Linked DNA regions of Homo sapiens: region 2 is linked to region 1. A link is an interaction called in ENCODE POLR2A ChIA-PET data of the cell type or tissue named here. Cell type or tissue: HepG2. All regions are shown on one strand.

Region 1 (5,000 bases):
AAGGGTGATCTCAGCAGAGGAAGATTTTATTAACCAGGTGGATGGGATGACCTGTTTTGGGGATGGCAGTCTCCTCTCTGGCCTATGCTTGGGTTTGTCATATAGGCTCCTGAGCAAAGCAGGAAGGAGTGGAGGTTGCACACTCTCAGCCACGTCTGCTTCCATTGCACAAAGCCAATCATCTACAGCCACTGCTGAGAGCCCGATGGGCCACCAGCAGAGACCGGCACTGAATCCTGCCATGGTCCGCTTCCCAGGGACCGGCCAGCCACCTAGAGGCAGACGACTGCACTGGGCCACTTCATCATGGAAAGGGGTAGCACTTTGTTCTCGCTGGAATAGATATTGACTCTGGATGAAATTTGCCTTCCCTGCCCTCAATGCTTCTGCCAAAATGTACACACATGGGCCTACCAAGTCCTTTCGGCATTGACACAGCAATGACTACCTTGAGCTTGTCTCAGTCCATTTAGCATTCCCATGAGGACTATGAGAGACTGGATAATTTATAAAGCAAGAGATTTATTTGGCTCATAATTCTGCACACCATACAAGAAGCATGGTGCTGGCCAGGCACGGTGGCTCAAGCCTATAATCCCAACACTCTGGGAAGCTGAGGTGGGTGGATCACCTGAGGTCAGGAGTTCGAGATCAGCCTGGCCAACATGGCGAAACCCTCCCTTTACTAAAAATACAAAAATTAGCTGGACGTGGTGGCATGTGCCTGTAATCCCAGCTACTCAGGAGGCTGAGAGGCAGGAGAATCACTTGAACCCGGGGGGCGGAGGTTGCAGTGAGCCGAGATTGCACCACTGCACTCCAGCCTGGGAGACAGAGCAAGACTCCACCTCAAAAAAAATAAATAAATAAAAATAGAAGCATGGTGCTGGCACCTGCATCTGATGAGGGCCTCATGGTTCTTCCACTCCTGGTGGAAGGTGAGGAGGAGCCAGCATATGCAGAGATCACATAGCAGCAAGTAAGGCAGAAGGAAGGTGCCAGCCAGGTGTGGTGGCTCACGCCTATAATCCCAGCACTTTGGGAGGTCAAGGTGGGAGGTTCACTTGACCCCAGGACTTTAAGACCAGCCTGGGCAACATGGTGAAACTTCGTCTTTATAAAAAAAAAAAAAAAAAAAATTCAGCCAGGCATGGGAGCTGTGCCTGTGGTTCCTGCTACTTGGGAGGCTGAGGCAGGAGGATCGCCTGAGCTGGGGAGATTGAAGCAGCAGTGAGGTGAGCCGTGATCACGCCACTGCACCCCAGCCTGGGCAACAGAGCAAGACACTCTCTCAAAAGAATGAAAAATAAAATAAAAAATAAAAAAGAAGGAGGGTGCCAGGCTCTTTTCAACCGCCAGTTCCCGTGGAAACTAAGAGCCTGTTCATGAGGGATCTGCTCCTCTGAGCAAAACACCCCCCCACCAGGCCTCCACGGCTAACACCCAGGGCCAAATTTCAAGAAGAGACTTGATGGAGCCAAACAAACCCTATGCAAACTATAGCAAAGCTGGATGTTGAAACTGCCATCCGGTCACTTTGAGCTCCTCATACTGCTGAGTCAACAAGCGAAGAAGGGGGGTCACTGTACTGGCTGGGGTGATTGATCCTGATCAATCCCGATCAAGGAGAGATTGGATTGCCAATGCACCCATGAATTGCAGGAGACCCTTGGGTGTTTTCTATTCCTCCCCTGCCCTGTGATTAAAACCAATGAAAATCTTTACCAGCCCAATTCAGGCAGAACCTCCAATGGCCCAAAGTCTTCATGAATCAATGCTTGGGGCACTCTACAAAGCAAAAAACCATGAGTAGCTGGAATGCTCGCTAAAGCCAAAGGGAATATGAAATGGCCATTGGAAGGAGTTAGTTATCAATGCCTGTTAGGACGATGTAACCAGTGGCAGAAATGAGGACTGTAATAACCATGGGTCTTTCTTCCTTATTTTGAATATGTTTATATGTATGTGTATTTTTTGTTTTCTTTTCTTATCTCATCATCTAGCATAAGATGCGGAACCAGTAGTTAGCTTCGTATCTCAGTATCTAGGCTGCAGAATTTAAAACAGGCAGTGTGAGTGAGCTAGAAGAATCAACCTTGTCCAAAGGGGAAAAAAGGACTTTCTATCCTCTTCTGGGGAAAGGTTAGTGTATTTGTAGGTATAGGCAGGGCTGTTGTGTAATGTGTAGCTGTAAGATAGTTGTGTAATCCAGAAGGATGACTTTGTGAGTCTCATTCATACTTTGGAGAGGAGATGGGGCCTGGGTGTCAAGTTGACAAGAGGTGGACTTTGGTGTATGGGTAATGTATCAGCTTAGCGAGGCTGAGTTATGTTACCCAGAACTTCCTTTCCTGTGTATTTTTGGTGAGAGTGGGCCACAGTATTGACTCCGGGGAGACTGAGAAGGCAGGGTGAAGGAACAGCCGTTGTGTAACTCACCTATGAGGTTGCTGATATTCCGATCACCTCATTGACATGAGACTGGCTGGGCCCATGGCTGCACCACACCCCCGGATCCTCCTTCTGCTTCCCTGGCTCCTGGGCCAGGCATGTGTGTTTCGCTCTGCGATGAAAGCCCTGGGATCCTGTGGGCTACTCATACCAATTTTAGAGGCAAAAAGAATTGAGCCGGGTGTGCTTGTCCTTGTGGGGCCCGCTCTGCTATGGACCCCGGCTCGCTCTCGATCTGCCCACTTTACATTTCTCTTGCCTTCCCCACTGCCTTCTGTTCTCCGAGCTCCAGCCTCGGATGCAAAGACAACAGACTTACAGAGACTGCCTAGCCAGGCCCCACAGTTGTGTGAGGTCAACTCCCTGCAATGGATCCCTTTCTCTCCCTCTCTGTCTGAGTGGCTCGGCTCCGCTGATGGGGTCCTGGCTTGTACAGTTTCCAAGCCATGGCTCTCAACTACTATGTGACTCAAACCCACCATTGCAGTGGGTGTTGGAAGAGACCAGTGCGACAAGACACATGCGAAAGGGTTTTCACCTTCGTTCACTTAGGAAATGCGTCCCAGCCTCTTCTAGGAGCAGTGCCCAATGTGGGTACTGCGGACACATCAGACTCAGTCCCTCATTTGAAGTTGTTTCCAGCTTAGGCCTTGTAAATTCTATATAATTGTCAGAAGTTATTATAAAAATCCCAGAGGTGGCAGTTCTTCTGCAAGCAACATTTTTCATCATTGGTATACAATGATGAGACATTGGCATACAAAAAGATTTAATTACCTATTCATAAAACAGTTGCCCTCAATTTTAGCATCTGTCAATTAGACTTTTTTGTGTGTGCCACCCTTTTCTCCCTGTCTGCTGCCAGAAAAATAGAGGAGGAGGATTCATTCATGTTAATTGTTGGGCTTAATTATGGTTTTTTTTTTTTTTTTTTGAGAAAGGGCTTCATTCTGTTGTCCAGGCTAGAGCGCAGTGGCACGATCATAACTTACTGCAGCCTCAAACTTCTGGGCTCAAGTGATCTTGTCTCAGCCTCCTGAGTAGCTAGGACTACAGGTGTGTGCCGCCATACCTGGCTAATGTTTAAAATTTCTTTCTATTTTTTTTTTTTGTAGAGGCAGAGGTCTAATTATGTTGCCCGGGCTGGTCTCAAACTCCTGGCCTCAAGGGATCCTCTTGCCTCAACCTCCAAGTAGCTGGCACAACAAGTGTGTGCCACCACGCCTGACTAATTTTTACATTTTTTGTAGAGATGAGTTATCGCTGTGTTGCCTGGGCTTAATTATGCATGATTGAAACAAGAGAGTGAGATACCAATTGTTGCAGGTGGGGTTCCCCTGGAAGTATACACTGAGTGGAAATTTATGTACAAGAGATTTTTTGAGAAATGTTCTCCTGATCAACACCTCCCGAGGAGGGTGGGGGTGAAGGAACCAAGAAGGGCGGTGGGATGAGTTTAATTGCTCTGCAGTTGCGACAAAGTCTCAGACAATCCCCATGGAGCTTTAGACATCCTCTCAGAGTTGTCCCACATTGGGGTGGGGGTTGGGGAGGAGTCTTTGTATCTCCATATTGACCTATCTTTGGATATGGATTGCCACAGGAGAGGGCCTTTGACCGTGGGCAGTGAGGCTTTCTTCAGCCAAAGGCATGGCACCAGGGAGAGGTGGACCCAGCTGAGTGCTGTCAGCCACCAACCATTCCAGCAGCTGGGGAAATTAATGCTTCAGTCCCAAATAGCACAGGTTACAGTCCACACCTCATGCCACTTGACTCCCCTTATTTCATATGATAATTCCTGAGAGCGACTCCTCCTGGATTCTATGGGCCTCTTTTCCTGGGGACAAGTTGCGAGAGGAGCATTGCTGGGATGAACCGACTGCCCCGACCACAGCAGCTGATCTTTAGGCCGTGACTGATGCTCATTGTCTCCCACCTCCACCACCCATTCCAGGTTTTTCTCATCCCATTGTAGTACCTGTAATGATCTAGGCGGCTCATAGGGTTGAGTGACTCAGACCCTCATTTCTGAGGGGTCTGAAACCTTCGTCACCATGCACTGGCTTTGGTCATGACTGTGGCACTTGCCCACTTATGATCAAATTGGGCCAAACTGTGCCAAGAAATGCCCAGAAAATAACCTGGGTGCCAAATGTGTTCCTTCCTGGCTCCATAATGTAATAGAAACCCTATCTCTTTCTGATGATCAGGGTTGATTTCTCCTGCCAGAATGGTGACCCCTTTCCTTGCCTACTGGTCTCTTGATAGGAGGAGCCTGAAGTGACTGGCAGTAGTGGAGCTTAAAGTTAAATGGGGAGAAAGGTGGAAGGAGGACCACAGCAAATCCTGTCCCTATAAGAACAATGATAAAATTGGACAAAATTGCCAAAAACAACCATTTCGGAACTCTGGACATTAACCAAAGACAAATAACAAATGGAAAGACATTTATTTAATAAAAACAGCTGAGCCTTTGTTGACAGTGGCGGGGTCTGTGCCATTTCAACACAGGGCTGCTCCCACCCACCTCTCTCTGAACTCTGTGGTGT
Region 2 (5,000 bases), 540 kb after region 1:
GCTTCTGGGTGGCTGGGGAGGCCCCTGGAGGCCATGGTTTTGAGCTCTGCCACTTTGGTTTAGAACGAACATCCATGAACGTGTACTAAATGGAAGCACCGAGCGTCTCCCCATTGCCAACATAAGGGGGCTGGACAACTTCTGGTTCCTGACAAGATGGTGAACAATTGTGGGCTGCTGGCTCCCTGCCCTGAACCAAACCTAGAGATGCCACGGAAGAGAGACGGAGGTGGACGGGCCTGGCCAGCTTTGAGGGGAGCAGTGGTGAGCCCTGACGTGGGACCCTGTGATCCTGAAGTCCAGGAGGAGCCCGGCTGGTCCTGGAACCCACCCGCCCACCTCTGGGTCCTCCACACACCTCACTGCCTCCTGTGTGGGCATCCCTGGGCCCTGGTCACTCAGCTACTGGAGGCCGAGGGCAGGGGAGTGGCGGGGTGTGGGCCGGGTTAGAGCAGACAGGTCCATGTTCCTGCACGGAATTTGTTCTGGTGTGAAAGTCAGAGGGAAGCATGCTGTTGTGGCAGGGGTTCAGATCAACAAGGGGAGTGAAAACGGAGAAGGCGGCCAGGCCACGCAAAGCACAGGCTGTAAAAAGACGAGCTCCCTGCCCAGCCGACTAAACAGGGCTATGGGGAGGAGACGCCTCCAGGAGTAAACAATACAAGGTCTCCTACCTGTGCGACAGGACGAGATGGAAAACACATTCGATGATGAAAGCCTGTTTAAAAGGCACAAGGCAAAACAAATAAATTAACTTAGTATGTTCTGAAACAATTACAACAATACCCACTGCCCTCACCCCACCCCCACCCCCAGCTCTGACTAGAGGTCCTCCTTCTGGCTTGAACCCAGGGGTCTTGGCAACATTTGAAATGGCCTCAGAGTACAGTGCATGCCTTTGGACTGAACCGGACTAAGCCCGACTGGACATGGTCTCCATCAGCTCGCACATCTGGCTGCCTTCCCCGAATCCTCTCTTGTGCCTAAATACAGAATAGGGACAAGCTCTCTCTGCCCAGCAGGCTGCTGCCCCGAGGTCTGTGTGGGGTTGCGCCTGCTGGAAATGGTGCCAATGTCATGGGCATGGTAGGGACTGGGTGTTCGCTGTAACACCCCCGACTCATGCTGATCTCTACCGGGTCTTGTCTCCTTTTTCAAAAAACCAGCCCATTTCTAATGTCTCCCCGCCCCACCGCACCAGTCTTTCCAAATGTCCAAGAGGACACATAAGAGATCTGCTCTGTTAGTGGTGAGAGTCCTCTTGCTGCCTCAGCAGAACCCAGCAAGCTCATGTGCGCTCTTCCAGGATCAGTTTAGATGCCAGCCCCTCTGGGAAGCTATGGTGGGCAAAATCATGTCCCCCCAAAGATGTCTGCATCCTGATCCCTGGAACCTGTGGCTATGTTGCTTGTAGGTCAAGGGGTGGAGTTAAGGTTGCTGATGGAATTAAGGTCACTAATCAGCTGACCTTAAAATAGGGGGATTATCCTGGATTACCCTAGTGGGTCCCAGTGTCATCAGAGGGCCCCTAAATGTAAAAGAAGGAGGCAGGAGGGGATGTGAGAAGGACTCAAACCCTCAGACTCAGCAGCCACCCTGAAGATGAAGGAAGAGGCCACGAGCCAAGGGACGCAGCCCTGACTGGCTGTGTGCTCCTTGCTCAGGGCAGGGCTGGTGGCTAGTCACTGTGTCCCCAGCTCTGCGGCAGACACATACAGAATCTCCCTGCTTAATGATGAGTGAAGAAATGATAAAAAATTAGCAAAAACCAAAATGATGGTACCTGCAGACATTCTTCTGGTCCAGAGCATCCCATTTTCTTTGTGGAGGATAGCCCCAGCCTCCCAGTTTCTCTCCTAAAGGCATTGCTACCTCATAGTTCACTTCAACCCTCCCGAGCTGGCTTCTGGACTCAGCCTTCCCCCAGCCTGGACTAGGCGCCCCCTCACCAGCTCCAGGAACATCCCCGGCATGCCTGAAGCACATCTGCTCCCAGCAATGTCCACTCCGAATCCCAGCCTCCATGTCCCTGGCATCCCACATTGATGAATGGAGGCCTGTGAAGCTTTGCTGAGCAGAGTTACCTGAGGCAAGGAGATGGCCAGGAACAGTCAAGCACTCTGCTGGTGTGCGCGGGAAGTAGGGCAGGTTTGATGCTATTACATTTGCATGCTCTGTCCTTATTTTCTCTTCACTTTCCCTGCGTGTGCCTGTTTTTGCTGAATTAATGAAAAGAGTATGTTCCTGTTTCTGCTGAATTAATGAAAAGGGCGTGTGCCTGAGCTTGCCTCTCATGCAGGACACCCTACAGTGTACTGAGACTCTATTCACGTGGCTCCCTCCTTGGAGCCAGGCTGGAGCTTGGAGTGGACACGGGGTCCCCAGGAGTCAGTGGTGGGGACAAGAAGCATAATTCAGGGGCCCAGGGTGCTCCCCTGGGAAGGGCGCTGACTGGTGTGGCCCCCACTGCTGGAGGGATGCCCCACCCTGAAGCCCTCTTCTGCTCCCCTGGAGAGGAGGTGGAAGCCTCACGTATGACAGGAACAACCATTCCTGTTACTGTATCCTAGAAGAGTCAGCACCACTCTTTCACACTGCAGGAGGAGCCGCTGTGAGTCTGCGGTGGGAGACGGCAGAACAGACTCCTAAATCAAGTGCAGCAAGCTCCCCGAGGACCCTGTCGCTTGAGATCAAAGTCTGGACAATAATTACACAACATGGAGCGTCGCTTGCTTCCGGCCCCTTTCTGAGCCTCTCCTCTGTCCACAGCCACCCACAGCAGCTCTCCAGCTATGGCCACCCCCAGTAGCAGGAAGGAATGTCGGTGATTACCCAATTCTGATTTCAAGGCCAGCTCCCAATTCATTCATGCTGAAGATGGGCCTTGGCCTCTCTGCCTCTTCCCTCCCCCTGGTGGACTCGGCCTTGACTCTTCAATGATTTACTGCCAGACCCAAACAGCAGCGCAAAAATTGGACAGTGGCATTCCCCACTTTCCCTTGCTCAGACCCCAGACCCTGAAATTGACAGACCCTCCAAGGAATGGCAGGGAGGTCTCGGGACCCACAGAGTAGGTGTGGGGCAGGTGCAAGATCCTCCCAACAGCAAGTGGAGGTTCTGGCTGACACAGCAAACCCAGGCCCCCAGAGTGGCGTCAGCAGGGAGGCAGGACACATCTCTGAGCAGAGCAGTGAACTGTCCGTGAGGAACAGCCATGAAAGGACCACCTGCCCAGGATATCTTCTTCAGCAGGGCGAGAGGCAAACGTATCCTGGGAAACGCTGCAAGAACGGCCAGCGCCTTCACCAGAATTTTCTACTGGAAACTGCCGGAGGGATGGTGAAGATGAGGAGAAGGCCACAGCCAACTGCGGGCAAAAGAACAGCCAAACTCACACCGCGTCTTGTTTTTTATTTACCTATGCAGTTCCCAGGCCGAAAATTGCACAACCGCATCGCATCCCTTTACAGTTGAAACAGATTCCCTGACAGAGCGACGGTGGTAAACACACCTGCACTTTGCTCTTCGAATCACACCTAAGTTCATCAGCTGTGTCACAAAGAGGAAAGACAGCCTTGAACACTGCAGTTAATTTTTACGGAGTCACCTTGGGCAAACAGGGGACTTAGCGTAGTTTTCTTTTTTCTTTTTTTTTTTCCGGCACAGCAGCCTCAATGTGTTTGTAGTATAACAAATAAAAGTGTGTTCTTGGAACCTCCAGGAAATTAATGGCTCATTTTTCCTGGCAGGCTGATGTGAGGGGTACTAAATTGCCTTATGCTGATTAAAGACAAGCGTTGTTGCCTTTAGGCAAAGAGAATAAGAAAAGGAAAAACCGAAGCCCATTAGCAAAAGGAGGTGGTGGTATCAGAGATGTAAACAAGTGGGATGTGCTGTTCTGCTTAAGTGTTGGTTCCAGACGCCACGAAATGGAACACGATGGCGCTGAGACCACCTTGTCATCAGGCTGCCCTTGGAGAGTTCTTATGTGAGATGAAAAGGGATATTTACCAAGACCTACTATGTGTGTGACCTATTCATGTAATTATCCATTTTCAAAAAATGCCCTGCAAGGTAGGCACTATTGAGCTCATTCTGCAGCTGCAGAAACAGACTTGGAGTGCTGTGGCCACTCTCCTCCCAGGGCGCAGAGATGGAACGAGAACATGAGCTCAGGCCTGCAGCAACGTGACTGTGTTAGCGGCTCTCAGACCACCACCAGGCACAGACTGACTCTTTAGGTCACCGAAGGCTGCGGAGTTAGGTGTAGGTGTCCAAGGAGGTCACTAGCCACTTATTTTCTGTCCTTACCACTGGCAAACACATGCATGCACACACACACGCATACATAAACACACACACACACACATACACACACACACACACAGGCACAACTGTGCACAAACTGGAAATATCACGGGTCACTGCCCCCCACTCCTAGGGAAGAGAAGGGAAGCCAGGGGTATTAATGGAAAGAAGACGGGGTTTGGGAGCCCAGAGGCTGACTTCTAAGTCCTGGAGCTGCCTCTCAGCAGGTTGACCCCGTAGGCTCCATCACTCCATGCCCCCCTGTACAAAGGAAGCTGCGGGGATAATTTCCAAGGTCTTTTCTAGTTTTATGCTCTATGATTCTATGAGTGCTGAGAATGGATTTTAAATGCTAAATGGAATCTATGAAGGCTGAATATTTCTCGAGATTTAAAATGTCTCTCTGCTAATTGAAACTAATTCTCCAAACTGTGCATTAAAAGCCCCAGGCTGATTTTTCTATGTGATGGGCCCTGACAAAGTGGAGCACGGTGACAGAAGGGCCCGGAGCTGCTCTCTCTCCAGGCCCCTCAGTTGTGCCCTCCCCGGCAAGGCTTCCCATTTACATCAATCTATTTTTGCTTTCCTGGCCATCACCACTTCCCATGCTGCTTAAATGGCACAATGCATTGCCTCCCCTCTCTCTCTCTCTTCTCTTTTGCTACTTAGAGCTTGGCAGACTAATGGCCATC

What was found. Peaks named below come from ENCODE experiments on the same cell type or tissue, not always from the same donor. Only the 100,000 strongest peaks of a DNase experiment are listed, where the experiment ranks them.
Region 2: POLR2A ChIA-PET joins it to region 1 with 6 read pairs; 1 of 35 experiments calls an interaction of 5 or more read pairs at or near these places.

The regions. Positions count from the first base shown.
Region 1 is chr14:100,748,895-100,753,894 of GRCh38, forward strand. No RefSeq gene overlaps it. Among named protein-coding and RNA genes, the nearest start is that of DLK1, 25 kb to the left of the region's middle. In HepG2, a CTCF peak has its summit at 267 (motif pointing left); DNase peaks (open chromatin) are centred at 1,507 and 2,287.
Region 2 is chr14:101,285,922-101,290,921 of GRCh38, forward strand. No RefSeq gene overlaps it. Among named protein-coding and RNA genes, the nearest start is that of LINC00524, 120 kb to the right of the region's middle. RefSeq lists an enhancer at 2,821-3,356. In HepG2, a CTCF peak has its summit at 2,901 (motif pointing left); DNase peaks (open chromatin) are centred at 2,800 and 3,500; H3K4me3 peaks cover 473 bases.